2 separate regions of the Homo sapiens genome follow, and region 2 is linked to region 1. Evidence: chromatin contacts called from ENCODE Hi-C or POLR2A ChIA-PET data. All regions are on one chromosome and are shown on one strand. The core of a region is the stretch at or near the end of the contact, and the rest is flanking DNA. Distances in the headings are between cores, read along the strand shown. Region 1 has its middle 74 kb from the start of CT70. Region 2 overlaps LOC112268038 (a long non-coding RNA gene).

The links. A loop is a pair of places that touch in the nucleus more often than their neighbours do. ChIA-PET counts read pairs that join two places held with the same protein, here RNA polymerase II (POLR2A). Pooled maps may share reads with other maps.
Region 2: a loop to region 1 is called in a pooled map, with 2.0 times the contacts of the local background. The contact joins two enhancer-like sites. A Hi-C loop is called at or near these places in 1 of 50 pooled maps. POLR2A ChIA-PET finds 5 or more read pairs at or near these places in 3 of 52 experiments (BJ, WTC11 and activated CD8-positive, alpha-beta memory T cell).

What each region holds. Positions count from the first base shown.
Region 1 is chr9:105,061,835-105,069,073 of GRCh38, forward strand. No RefSeq gene overlaps it. Among named protein-coding and RNA genes, the nearest start is that of CT70, 74 kb to the left of the region's middle. Within about 2 kb of position 2,802, at least 30 of the 41 ENCODE cell types and tissues checked have a DNase peak (open chromatin) inside an H3K27ac peak, as active enhancers do.
Region 2 is chr9:105,202,791-105,210,029 of GRCh38, forward strand. All of the region lies in intron 2 of LOC112268038 (a long non-coding RNA gene), which reads right to left. Among named protein-coding and RNA genes, the nearest start is that of SLC44A1, 38 kb to the right of the region's middle. Within about 2 kb of position 3,606, at least 11 of the 41 ENCODE cell types and tissues checked have a DNase peak (open chromatin) inside an H3K27ac peak, as active enhancers do.

The DNA.
Region 1 (7,239 bases), core at 1,552-4,051:
GCACTTTTTTCCTTTCTTTTCTTTTTTCTTTTTTTTTTTTTTTGGTAGTGGGGATGGAGTCTCACTCTGTTGCCCAGGCAGGGGTGCAGTGGCACAATCTTGGCTCACAGCAGCCTCCACCTCCCAGATTCAAGCAATTCTCCTGCCTCAGCCTCCTGGGTGACTGGGATTACAGGGGTGCACCACTACTGTCCACTGATTTTGTATTTTTATTATAGAGAGGGTTTCACCACGTTGGCCAGACTGGTCTCGAACTCCTGACCTCAAGTGACCCATCCGCCTCAGCCTCCCAAAGTGCTGAGATTACAGGTGTGAGCCATCATGTCCAGCCTACACTTTTTTCTTTCTAAAAATCACTGCAAGAATTCCCTTGAGGTTGCAGGAGGGGAGAGATCCCGGAGGCAGAGTGCGGTGGACTGGGGAAGGGGGTTGCAGCTCTAGAGTGCAGGCTGGAGATGTAGAGGAGGGGAAAAATTAGGGAGCTATATCAGAGGTAGACTGGAAACCACCTAGTGATTCATTGGAAGGGGTGCGGTGGTGAGCCAAGAGGATACCGGATCATGGTGAGGATTCAAGGGTCAAGATTGCAGCAGGTTTCACTGGTAGATGGTGTGGCCTTCTGCTGGGAGGTGGGGCATTTGGACACAGCTGATGAATTGATTCCCTCTAGTCCTCCCCTGATGGGCTCCTAACCTTCAGGGTATTTGCTTCTCGCTATCCTTGTCAGCTGCAGTGGGGGACCACAACTCCTTGAGTTCTGCCCAGCTGCAGCTGGACAATTTTTGAACACTTCTGCTCCTGGCTGATGCCTGGTGGCTTGCGGCCTCCCACAGAGAGAACAGATTGAAGCAGCTGGCACTGCAGCCAGAGATGGATGCAGTTGAGCAGAGAGAAGAGGACACAGAAGGCACCGTGAGGAACTCAGAGCTGCTCAATGGTTATGTGACCCTAGGCAATTCAGTTACCTTCTCTGAGTCTTAGATTCTCTATCTACACTTTAATGATGGGGGAGAATACTTACTTCAGACACGTGTTTTAAAGATTTCACATAAAGCGGCGGGGTGCGGCAGCTCACGCCTGTAATCCCAGCACTTTTGGAGGCTGAGGGGGGTGGATCACGAGGTCAAGAGATGGAGACCATCCTGGCCAACATGGTGAAACCCCGTCTCTACTAAAAATACAAAAATTAGCTGGGCGTGGTGGCGCACCCCTGTAGTCCCAGCTACTCGGGAGGCTAAAGCAGGAGAATCGCTTGAACCCGGGAGGCGGAGGTTGCAGTGAGCTGAGATCGTGCCACTGCACTCCAGCCTGGCGACAGAGTGAGACTCCATCTCAAAAAAAAAAAGGCCGGGCACGGTGGCTCACGCCTGTAATCCCAGCACTTTGGGAGGCCAAGACGGGCGGATCAGGAGGTCAGGAGATCGAGACCACCCTGGCTAACATGGTGAAACCCCATCTCTACTAAAAATACAAAAAATTAGCCGGGCGTGGTGGCGGGCGCCTGTAGTCCCAGCTACTTGGGAGGCTGAGGCAGGAGAATGGGGTGAACCTGGGAGGCGGAGCTTGCAGTGATCCGAGATCGCTCCACTGCACTCCAGCCTGGGCGACAGAGCGAGACTCCATCTCAAAAAAAAAAAAAAAAAAAAAGATTTCCCATAAAGCATGTGGAAGTGATTCCTGAACTGTAAAATTCTTTAAGGGAAGTGAAAGGAACAAATATTTTTGGCTAGATGAACTGAGATTCTCCATCTTACCCCCAGCTCCTCTCAGGGAAGACCTGGGGATCATAGAGCTGATATATAGAAAAGTTTAGTCCATCTTGATGGACTCAGAGTACCTTCGAAGTGAAAATAGGATCTGAGAATAGGAGCATGTACTATTAGCACAATAATGTCAAGGTTAATATTTCACAACATGGAGAGGCAAAGTCATTTTAATTGGAGGAATTTCATGTTACACTGGACTGTGTGATCCTCGTAAGAAAATAATTCTTGTACAGACATTTGCCTAAGACTAATCAGGAAAAAAGAGAGCTTAGTCATTACTGCCAGACAGAAACCAAACTGAAGTCTGGTTTTTACCTTCCCCCATTCCCTTCATAAACAAAGAGGCCCAGGGGAAGAATCGCATGAGATGAACACCTCATTCAGACAGTGCGTGATGAGGTGAGGAGTCAAGGCCACATCTATGTGTGTATGGAGCCCAAGCCCTTCCTGCCACACCAGCAGGCGAGAGCCCCCGCATCTCAGCCCTTTCAGCCTCAGCTGCCTCTGGTTCCCTTCCCCCACCAAACTTCCTCCCTCCTCCAGACACACACAAGCTGCCACCATCACCATCACCATCACCACACACAGCACCCAAGTGCCAACCCGATAGCTGAATTGGCCTTCCCTCCAGAAACGTGACAATACTGAACACCTTCCCAGGCCCTGCCCGATGCTGGCTCAGGAGAGGGGAGATCCTACCCCTGCTGGAGGATCTCCCAGTGAAGTGAGGAGAGAGCCCTAGAGGCATGTAACACTGACCCCTCCCCAAAGACCCAGTAGCCCTACCTACTCCATTTTGGAAAGTACGTAACTGGGAAGAAGGAATGCACCCAGGAATTTCTAGGATGTCATGCCTGAGGAGCCCTGTGGGAGAGGGGTTATGCCAGAAGCATAGTGGGGAAGGGAGCAAAAAGAGGCTCCCTTTTTCCCTGATTAGCGCCACTCCATTAGGAGCCTCGAGCTGCTCTTCCCCCTGCCTGGCTGACTGCTGTCTTGGGTGTGTCTGGGAATCAGCCACTGGAGACAGTGAGTGTGGTTGGGGGAAGGCCGGAGAGTGACTGCTGGTAACCCCAGCTGCACATGATGGTGGCCAGCTGCCAGCTGGCTCCTCCCAAAGCCTCCCAGCTGGCAACGGCTTTGAAGTCAGACAAGCCACGGCTCCTAGGCTGTCCCGAGGGGATGTAAGTCCAGGACCTACACACAAAGCACCTATCCAATGACAAGCTAAGTCCAGGCAGGTCCTCCTAAAGGCCCCTGGCTCTCAGACCAGCTGATGCAACTAGATTAGAAAAAACAGAACATGCAAAGCTTACTCACTGCCGGCTGAAACAGTCGGAAGGACAGTTCACAAAGCCATTTCCCATCCATTATATCATTTCATCTGCCCAAAAACCCAGAGGAGAGTCCTGCCGACCCCAGCCATGGGCACGCTGCTCAGCCTCTCTGTGCCTTAGTTACTGTCCTTGTGAAATGGGCAACAATAAGAACACCTCTTCTGCTTTCTAGCTGTTTGTCAATTTCTAGTCACGTGTCTTGGGCAATGCATTTAACTTAATTGTGCTTCAATTTTCTCACATGTCAATGAGGTTAAAAATAGAACCAACCTCATGGGATAGCTGGGAAAATTAAATAAGTTAATACACCTAGAGCACTCAAAACAATGGCTGGATGCATACAAAGTGCTCCATAAATGCTAGCAACTATTATTATTTCTGTGGTTATTATTAATCAGGGGATTGTTAGGAGGATCAACAAAACATTAACAGCTGCCATATAGTGCACATTGACCGTGTTTCTGGCACTGGGTTCAGTCTTTTATGGGAATTACCTTGTACATAATGTTTAGTACACGCTGACTGCAGCACCTAATTCATAGAGAGCCCTTAACAAACAGTAGCCACTATCCTTATCTCCCTCATTCCACAGAGGGGCAAACAACTCAGAGGCTTAATGATTTACCCAAGTCCACAAAGCTAATAAGTAAGGAGAACTTAGACTTGAATCCAGGTCTTCTGAGAAACAGGCTTCCATGATCCTTCAATTCTCACCTTCTTCTTGTCCCACCTTCCCCAGCCTGGCACTCAGCATTTGCTCCACAGCTAAAGCTGGCTTCCCTTCATGAGACACATCTGCTGCTCAGTCGCAAGGTGCCCAGCCTTCTCCGCACAGGTGTTAAGAGCTCCTGCAGGCCGGGCATGGTGGCTTATGCTTTAATCCCAGCACTTTGGGAGGAGATGGACGGATCACCTGAGGTCAGAAGTTCGAGACCAGCCTGGCCAACATGGCGAAACCTGTTCTCTACTAAAAATACAAATAATAGCTGGGCATGGTGGCAGGCACCTGTAATCCCAGCTACTCGGGAGACTGAGGCAGGAGAATTGCTTGAACCCGGGAGGCGGAGGTTGCAGTGAGCCGAGATCGCGCCATTGCACTCCAGCCTGGGCGACAGCGTGAGACACCATCTTAAAAAAAAAAAAAAAAAGGAGCTCCTGCAATGGGAAGGACCACACTTGCCTCCAAATGGCGTTTCTCCTTTAGGAGCCAGGAACCAGGCTCCAGCAGGCACAGAGGGGTGCAAGGCAATGAGACAGGGTCATAGATGTTCCCAGGGAGCAGACCCAACCCCAGTTCCAGCTCTGCCTTCTTTAGGAATAACACGGAATCACAGATGCTCCTGGGGCTCATGACTGGCTCCAACTCCAGTTCTGCCCTTCTATCTAAATGTCCCTCTGCTGCAATTCTGTGGTGGAGCCTTCCCAGAAAACAACTCCAAATCCTCCCTTAGTTGAGCAAAGTGAGTCCACAACCAGCAGCAGCCAGCTGAGGGGTGAAAGATGTTTCCCTGCACGTTACATATCAAAGGCAATGTTTTGCTTAAGACATGACTGCTGGACTGTGGGCAAGTTACTTCCCGTCTCTGGGCCACAGTTTCCTCACGTGAAATGTTGAAAAAATAAGACTCATCCAGCAGGGCTGCTCTAAGGGCCAAATGAGAGAATGGATGTCAGAGCACAGGACCTGGCACCAGAAACACAAACAGGAGGAGTCAGCACACTGTACGGACTCCACAAATGCTCACTGACCAGATGGAACTTGACAGCCCAATATGCCAAGGTGGCTCACGGTAAAGTGAGCAAGAACACCTTAAGGGAGAGTACAAGGATGTGAGACCAAGATCCTCACTGAAGAATAAAAGCCTGTGTCCACCACAGGGGGCTCCAGCCTGGAGAAGGACACTCTCCCAGAAACTCTGCAAAACCCCACTTACCATAGAAGATGGAGAAGCCGTGTGGCAGAGGCACAAGATAGCAGCCATGGGGAGATGTGACCAGTTAGGTGACAAGGAAGCAATGGAGCTGCCTTTGCATTTGAAGCTCAAGATTCATATGAGCTGGTCCTTGCCAAGAAACAGGTGCACACTGAGGAGGACCAGAGTGGTGGTATGCTAGAGCTGTCATGGATCATGGCCCACAAGAGCCAATTGCTACTTTTTCAGAATGTTTGCAAACCAGTTACTAAATGTGGCCATGGAAGGCTGGGCGCGGTGGCTCACGCCTGTAATCCCAACACTTTGGGAGGCCAAGGCGGGTGGATCACCTGAGGTCAGGAGTTCGAGACCAGCCTGGCCAACGTGCCAAAACCCCGTCTCTACTAAAAATGCAAAAATTAGCCAGGCGTGGTGGTATGTGCCTGTAGTCCCAGCGACTCAGGAGGCTGAGGCAGGAGAATTGCTTGAACCTGGGAGGCGGAGGTTGCAGTGAGCTGAGATCACACCACTGTACTCCAGCCTGGGTGACAGAGCGAGACCCTGTCTCAAAAAAACCAAAAATATGAATAAATAAATAAATGTGACCATGATTAAAATTATATAAACTTAAGTGAATATTAAAATCAATGATAATAAACACTCAAAACTCATCACTTCCTAATTATTATACTGTATTTTACTACCATCTATGCTCTTAAAGTGATTTATATCTATTATATCTCTGTGATAGAAATGCTCGGCCGGGCATGGTGGCTCACGCCTGTAATCCCAGCACTTTGGGAGGCTGAGGCAGATGGATCACGAGGTCAGGAGTTTGAGACCAGCCTGGCCAACATAGTGAAACCCCGTCTTTACTAAAAATACAAAAAAAAATTAGCTGGGTGTGGTGGCACGTGCCTGTAGTCCCACCTACTCAGGAGGCTGAGGTGGGAGAATTTCTTGAACCTGGGAGGCAGAGGTTGCAGTGAGCCAAGACCACGCCACTGCAGTCCAGCCTAGGTTAACAGAGTGAGACTCCATCTCAAAAAAAAAAAAAAAAAAGAAAAGGGAAATGCTCAGTCCTATTACATTTTTTAAACCTGAATCAGCCATAGAGTATTTACACCACAGGAATGGGCAAACCTACAAATCATGATCCCTTCCCTGCCCTACAGAGCCAGTTGTTAAACATTTATCAGCTCACCACTAATGAAGAGGCTCTCCACTGCTCCAGTGCCTCCAAGGAAATGGGCTTTTATGAGACTTTGAGTCGTGCTGTCTTGCATGCTTAGGTTGTGTTTTCTCTGTTAATTAAATTTCTGGCCACAGCTTCATATTAAGAGCCCTTACAAGGCATTTCATGAGGTCTAATGATCTCAGGAGTGTGGAAAGGCACATTTCTGCAATGAGTCTAACAATATGGAGGGCTACATGAAGCATGCTGCCCTTCACAAAGGGCAGGGAAGTTACACAAGAGGAGACCAATATAAACTTAAAGCCTTTTCTTGTCTTCCCCAACCTTCAGAACATTCCTGTAGTGTTCAGTTCAACTAACAGTTATTTCATACTCACCACAGCCAAGGCACTGGGCCAGGAGGAGGAGAAGGAAGACGCATAGTCTATTCTCAGGAAGCTTAAAGCGTGGTGAGGTGAACAGTCTCTCACCATCACATTGAGACCTACACTGAACTCCCTATTTTAAATTATAATTCCCCTCAGCACTCCTAATCCTCCCCCCTTTTTTTCTTTTTTTTTTTGGAGACAGAGTTTCGCTCTTGTGGTCCAGGCTGGAGTGCAATGGCGTGATCTCAGCTCACTGCAACTTCTGCTTCCAGGGTTCAAGCGATTCTCCTGCCTCAACCTCCTGAGTAGCTGGGATTACAGGTATGCAACACCACCTCCAGCTAATTTTTGTATTATTAGTAGAGATGGGGTTTCACCATGTTGGCCAGGCTGGTCTCGAACTCCTGACCTCAGGTGATCAGCCCGCCTTGGCCTCAAAGTGTTGAAATTACAAGTGTGAGCCACCGTGCCCAGCCAAAAACAGGCTGTTTGGGGACAAGGTATATCTCTCTCTTTTTTTTTTTTTTTTTTGAGATGGAGTCTCACTCTGTTGCCCAGGCTTGAGTGTAGTGGTGCCATCTCAGCTCACTGCAACCTCTGTCTTCCGGGTTCAAGCAATTCTCCTGCTTCAGCCTCCCAAGTAGCTGGGATTACAGACGTGCA
Region 2 (7,239 bases), core at 2,356-4,855, 140 kb after region 1:
AAACATTAATAATAGTGATATTGAAGTAAAATAAATTATAGAACATTTCCAAATACTTATTTATAAGTGTCATCTACATGCACTTACAAATACACAGAAAAATATGTCTGGAAGGATATTAAACTATACCATCAACAGTGGTTTAGGAAGTAATATTTGGGTGTACTTTCCCTTTCTCTCTAATACAATTATATTCAGTGGGTTTTGTTTTGTTTTTTTTTTTTTACAGCGAGCATGCAAACCAAGAGAAGAAACATATGCACATTTTTTCTCTAATGGTTATTAAAAGCTATTAAATAATTCAATAAAATGCATATGAAAAGCTGAATGCAAAATTACAGAAGGAATATAACCTCAACTTAAGGAAGAAAACATGCCCAGGAAAAGGATCTAGGAAATGTCAAAGCATTTTATTGCCTCTGGGTGATGACATCATGCATGATTCTTGCCTTATCTTAATGAACATATATTACTTGGATAATCAGGAAAATTTTAAAGTACAAATTTGTTAAAATAACTTTTAAAAAGAAAAGGATATTGTTACAGGCTTTACCAATCCATATTGCTCTCTTGAATCCCTTTATATTTGTCTCCGTTTCTCTCTCTCTGTCTCTCTCTCTGTCACACACACAACCACACACGCACAGTTTGTTCATGGCAAAACAGTGACTTCTATTTTTTTTTTGGAGAGGGGACAGAGTCTTGCTCTATCGCCTAGGCTGGAGTGCAGTGGCATGATCTTGGCTCACTGCAACCTCCACCTTCTGGGTTCAAGCCATTCTCCTGGCTCAGCCTCTCAGATAGCTGGGACTACAGGCATGTGCCACCATGCCCGGCTAATTTTTTTGTATTTTTAGTAGAGATGGGGTTTCACCATGCTGGCCAGGCTGGTCTCCAACTCCTGACCTAAAGTGATCCACCCGCCTCAGCCTCCCAAAGTGCTGGGAATTACAGACATGAGCCACTAGGCCCGGCCGACAGTGACTTCTATCAAACAAATTTTCCATTTCTGTTTCAAATGTCCTGGCCTCCTTCCTTCACAACTCACCAAAATCCCACATGTCATCTGAACTCCACACATAAGAGGGAAAGGAGGAAGAAGAAGACAAAAGCACTCAGGGATATATTACCTGCAAGGCTCCTCAAATTATGGAAAGAATAAAATACCCAAGTCCTTACAATGGCCTACAAGGCGCGCAGGTGCACACACACACACACACACACACACACACACACATACACACCTCTCTAACCTCATCTCTCACCACTCTCTCCATAACTCTTATATTTCCTTCAGTTCCCAACTCAAATATCATCTTATCTAGGAGACCTAACTTTAGCTTTCACCAACTTCACCAACTTGGTTTTGAAACCAAGTTTGACTATATTTGACTATACCTTGAGGTTTAGTCTAAAAGTGCTTTATTAAATTGGAATGAAATCATCAGAAAAAAAAGATCACGTGGTAGTTAGCTTCCAAGATGGCCCCCTGATATTCACACTCTTGGATAGTCCCTTCCCACACTAAATAGGGCTGACCTGTTAGCTAATAGGACACTGCAGAAACGACAAAGTGTGGCTTCCAAAGCTAGGTCATAAAAGACATTGAGGCTTCTGCGTTGCTCTCTTAGATCATTCGCTCTGGGGGAGTCAGCCACCATGCCAAGAAGAACACCCAGGATCCCTACAGAAAGACCCATGTGGTAAGGAACTGAGCCCCGACCTGCCAACAGGCTGCATCAACTTGCCATTCATGTATGTGAGCTGTGTTGGAAGCAAATTGCCTGGCTCCAGTCAGATCTTCCTATGACTGTAGTCCTGGCCAACATTTTGACTGAATTTCCTGAGTCACCTTGAGCGAGAACCATCCAGCTAAGCTGCTCCCAAATTCTTGACCTACAGAAACTACAAGAGATAATAAATGCTTATGTCATTTTAGCCAAGTCTCAGGATGAAACATCTCTCCTTTCTGCTCCTGTTCCTGCATGGGGACCCAGGAAATTTGGGCTGGCTGTACCTACCCTACCCTGACTGGGTAAATGGGGCAGAACAGTTTATATCTAAAGTTTATCTGAACAAGTCTTCCTTGACGTGTTTGGTGGGTCAGATTTTGCAACCCAAACTATTACTATGGTAGATGGCAGCCCCATTTCCACAAAGAAATAACAATTTCCAGGTAGAGAGAGTCATTCTTGACCCCATGCCCTGACTGCTTCATCACCATTGTTCCTTAGTTCTGTCTCAGCACTTTTCTGCCTCCATCAACCAGCTCAAATTCCACCAAGAAGCACTCTCAGTATATAAAGTATGAGCCATAATTTTAAGAGCATGTATGCTATGTATCTCTGTACATATGTTGTATGTGTTCATATATCTCTGTATGTATGTATGTTGCATGTATATCTGTATATACTTTGTGCTTGTATGTATGTTGCATGTGTCTATTTTTGTCTTGCTGCATGCACATGTGTATATCTGTATTTTGTATGTATATGTATGTCGTGTATGCATATCTTGTGTATATCTGTATTATGTTCTAAGTATATCTGTGTATTGTATGTTGTGTGTGTCTGATGTGTGTGTGTCTGTATGTTGTGTATATCTGTATTATGTTCTAAGTATGTCTGTGTATTGTATGTTGTGTGTGTCTGATGTGTGTGTGTCTGTATGTTGTGTATATCTGTATTATGTTGTGTATGTATCTGTATTTGTGTGAATATCTGTATGCATGTTGTGTGTGTTTCTGGTGTGTATGTGTCTGTATATTGTATATGTTTATCTGGTGTGTGTGTGTGTGTGTGTGCGTGTGTGTGTGTGCATGCATCTGGCCTTTACTATCCTGGGATTCGTACAATTTCCCTTCATAAGAACATTATCAATACAACTGATTCTTTATTTTCATAAGTGTGCTACAGTTACATAAGATGTTAACCTTAGGGAAAGCAGGTGAGAGGTATAGAAAAACTCTTTTGTGAATTAAAATGTTTCAAAATAAAGAGTTTTTTTAAAAAAGCAGCTTCCCGGATTAGTAGGAAAGTCAACCTTCCCCTTTCTTAGATCTAAAACATCCCAGGAGTGCTTAATTTTTGTCCAAGGCACCATCCTGATTGTAATTTCCTCTCCAGTGGAGTTGGAGTCAGGCCTGATGGTTTCACAACCATAGCCCAGATGGACAACCCTCTAGCTTGCCAAATGGACATTCCTATTTGCTGAACCTACAGGGTGACTGCCAGCAATCCAGATCCCCTTCCAGACTTGTGTCCTAAAACACTCAAAGGAAGATAAAAATAAAAGAGAATTCTTAGAAAAAGACAAGGAAAGAAAGACAAATTGAAGGGCCAATGGCTAATTTGGGCAGAACTACATGTTTAAGGACCCATGGGAGGCAAGATGAGGCCTCTGCCTGATGTTGAGTCTCCAGATCTAGGGTGGGCTGAGGGAGGGGTCCAGAGGAAGAGGCACAGAAAACTGAATGGCAGACTCAGGCCTTAGATATTCAAATCCTCCCTAGGACTGTGTGTGTTGCCATGGACTCCACATTTTACAGAGAGCTATTTGGGGTTTAAATATTCTTCCCCCTTCACCACTCCACAAATCAACTAAGACTCATTTGGGCAGGAGTGGATCTGCCCTGCCCTGCCTTGCTAGGCTGGAAACAAAGTGCTCAGCTCCTGGGGAGAGTGGGGTTTGTCCTTGCTCTCCGCTCACTAAGCAACCTGTTGATGAGCTTATAATTACCAGAACTGTGTGCTACAGAATGAATGTTCTTGGAGATTGTAATGATCGAAGTGAATGAACATGCTTCAACATTTGGAAACGTGCTTGAGAAGAATAATTGCTTTAAAGTGCTTCATAAATTGTTGCTAGGAGACCACATCAAGATAGGCCTTTTTACTTACAACTTGAAGTTCAACTGGCAGGAAATTCACCCATTCAAAATATAGATAAGCAAATAGAACAATTCAAAAAAGGAAGAATGAAAGACAGAAACCTGCCAGCTATTAGAGAAAATCTTCCACCAAAAACATAATGGAGAACAAGAGCCAAGACAATGTTGCTGGTCTTTATGGATTTGCATCTTCGTTCTTACGGGTTATGTGTTCTTGGGCAATTTCTTTGCATGTCTCATATTTTCAGTTTTCTCATCTAAAAAAAGTGGAGATATCAATAGCTCACTCATAGGATTAGAGATGACTCACATGTGGATGTATCCAGCACATAATGCTCAATATTTACTTATTTACACACACTTGTTCCAAAGCGTTTTGAGGTCACTTACAAAATTATTTCCTGACTAGTTTGTGTTGTCCCAAAAGCAGGCTCTGACACAATAAATTGGGTTTAGGTGGCTTATTTGGGAAGTGATTGCAGGAAACTTAAGTGAAATAGTGGAGAAAGGAAGACTGAAAAGGAACAAAAGTTCAAAGTTGCATCAGTGAGTAGGAAAGTCCAATACCAATAAATCCTACAGGGAACCCTCTGAAGCTCCATGGAGGACATGCCGCAGGATTATCCTGCCAAGGGATGGGGAAGCTGAGGGATGTGTCCACTGACTCTCATTTCTCAGGGGTCAAGGGTTGCACCTGGGGATCTTAAGTTCCCAGTACCTCCACAATGTCCTGAGCAGTCTGATAATTTCTGGTAGAACAGGAGCAAACCCTCTGGGTGAAGAGTAGGGAGCCACAAGCACATGAGGTAGGCACCTGTCCACGTGGCCAGGAGCTGACCCACTCAAGCTGCATGTGAACTCAAAGGTGGGCCAGAGTGATACAGGGCTAGGTATCAACAGAATCTGCTACACTTAGGATTCAACGAGGTAAAATTAGTTGATGAAGAAATTGAGGTCAAATAGAAACAAATACTCTGTGTTACTGAATCTTTAAAAAAAAAAAAGATTATTTTGTAGAAAGGCTGGCTGTAATGACTGACGACATTTTTTTTCTCTTTTCTAGACTTCTAATCAACACACTAGCCTGGAATTTGAGCAAGGATTCAATATTGCTGTGGGCAATATATGGTTAGGCAAATCCTTCATATATGTCAGTCCCATGTTGACCCAACTCTAGGGAATCTGGAACATTCTTATGGCGTTCAACTATGTTTGGACTTTAGGCCTGAAGCATTAAATTTGAAGTTTGGGCACCAAATAATAGTTGGAAATTACGTTCCCATTCTGCATGGATCAGGAAGGAAGTACATCAGCTACTTTCCTATCCAGCAGACCCTTCCCTGCTTGATAGCTGTTTGCCATCTGAACCAATAACAAGCCAGCAGGGCTCAGACTTGGCATTCCCTAGCATGGAAGAAGAAAAGCAATAAAAAATGTTAACCTCTAAAGTTTTTTCAACATGTCAGTTCCCCCCTTAGCTCTGGGAAGGGCATTAGCAGCACCATCATGCCCCATAGGAATGGAAAGCCATGTTGATGGCATAGACCAATAACAAGGGAATAGAGCAACGCAATATGACAGGAGCAGGCAGAAAGGCTGGCAATCCCTCCGCCAGACTCCCAACCTCCCAGCCCCCTTTCCAGGAATCATAAAGGTGAGATATGAAAATATGAGAAAGGATGAATGAAAAACAAGCAGGAGAAAGACCACCAGATATTATATGCCCCTGATGGAAGAACACAACACCACTTACGAAGTAGTCTGGCTAAAAAATTGAACCTGGGTCTGATATAGACTCTAGTTTTAATTACCAATGAACAGGAAATGCAAGGAACGAAGGAACATGTTAAATACCACTACAGGGATGAATGCAAAAACTCCAGACTGTGGGAAACTACTGAACAGAATCAGGTTTCCTCAACAAATACAGAGAAATCTATAGATTAAAAGAGACCTAAAAGATATATTGACTGGCTGGGCGTGGTGGCTCACGCTTGTAATCCCAGCACTTTGGGAGGCCGAGGTGGGCCTATCACGAGGTCAGGAGTTTGAGACCATCCTGGCTAACACAGTGAAACCCCGTCTCTACTAAAAATACAAAAATTAGCTGGGCATGGTGGTGGGTGCCTGTAATCCCAGCTACTCTGGAGGCTGAGGCAGAAATGCTTGAACCTGGGAGGCAGAGGTTGCAGTGAGCCAAGATCATGCCACTGCACTCCAACCGAGGCGACAGAGCTAGATTCGTCTCAAAACAAACAAAAAAAAGACATATTGACCGACGGCAATGTGTGAATCATATTTAAACAATGAAAATTATTTCAATCTTCCTTCAAACAAATTACGTAAAAAATAATGAGGCTGGGGGTGGTGTGGTAACAAATCATGTAAAAAATAATGAGGCTTCAGGAGGGTGAAGCAAGGGGATCCCTTTAGCCCATGAGTTCTAGACCCGGGCAGCATGGTGAAACCTTGTCTCTACAAAAAACGCAAAAATTTGCCGGGAATGGTAGCGTGCAACTGTAGTCCCAGCTACACGGAAGGCTGAGGTGGGAGAGTCTGAGCCTGGGAAGGTCGAGGGGCTGCAGCAAGTGGTGATTGCACCACTGCACTCCAGCCTGGGCAACAGAATAAGACCCTATCTCAAAATAAATAAATACATACAATAAAATATAATGAGTTTAAGAGAAAGGAAATTTAAACACTGGCTGAATATTATGATATTACGAATAATATGATATTGTTAATTATTTGGGTCATGTAATAGTGGTCTTATTTAAAACTTTTTTTTTATTTCAATAGCTTTGGGGCTGCAAGTGGTTTTTGATTACATGGATGAATTGTATAGTGGTGAAGTCTGAGATTTTAGTGCACCCATCACCTGTGTAGTGTACATTAGACCCAATAGGTAGTTTTTTTTATCCTTTGTGCCCTCTTACACCCTTCTCCTTCTGAGTCTCCATAGTCCATTACATCACTCTGGATGCCTCTGTGTACCCATAGCTTAGCTCCCACTTATAAGTGAGAACATATAGTATGTGATTTTCCATTCCTGAGTTATTTCATTTAGAATAATGACCTCCAGCTCCATCAAAGTTGCTGCAAAAGACATTGTTTTATTTTTTTATGGCTGAGTAGTATTCCATGGTGTATATACACCACATTTTCTTTATCCGCTCAATAATGGTACTTTTTTTTTTTTTTTTTTTTTGAGACACAGTCTTGCTCTGTCACCCAGGCTGGAGTGCACAATCTCGGCTCACTACAGCCTACGCCTCCCAAGCAATTCTCGTGCCTCAGCCTCCCAAGTAGCTGGGATTACAGCTAATTTTTGTATTTTTAGTAGAGATGGA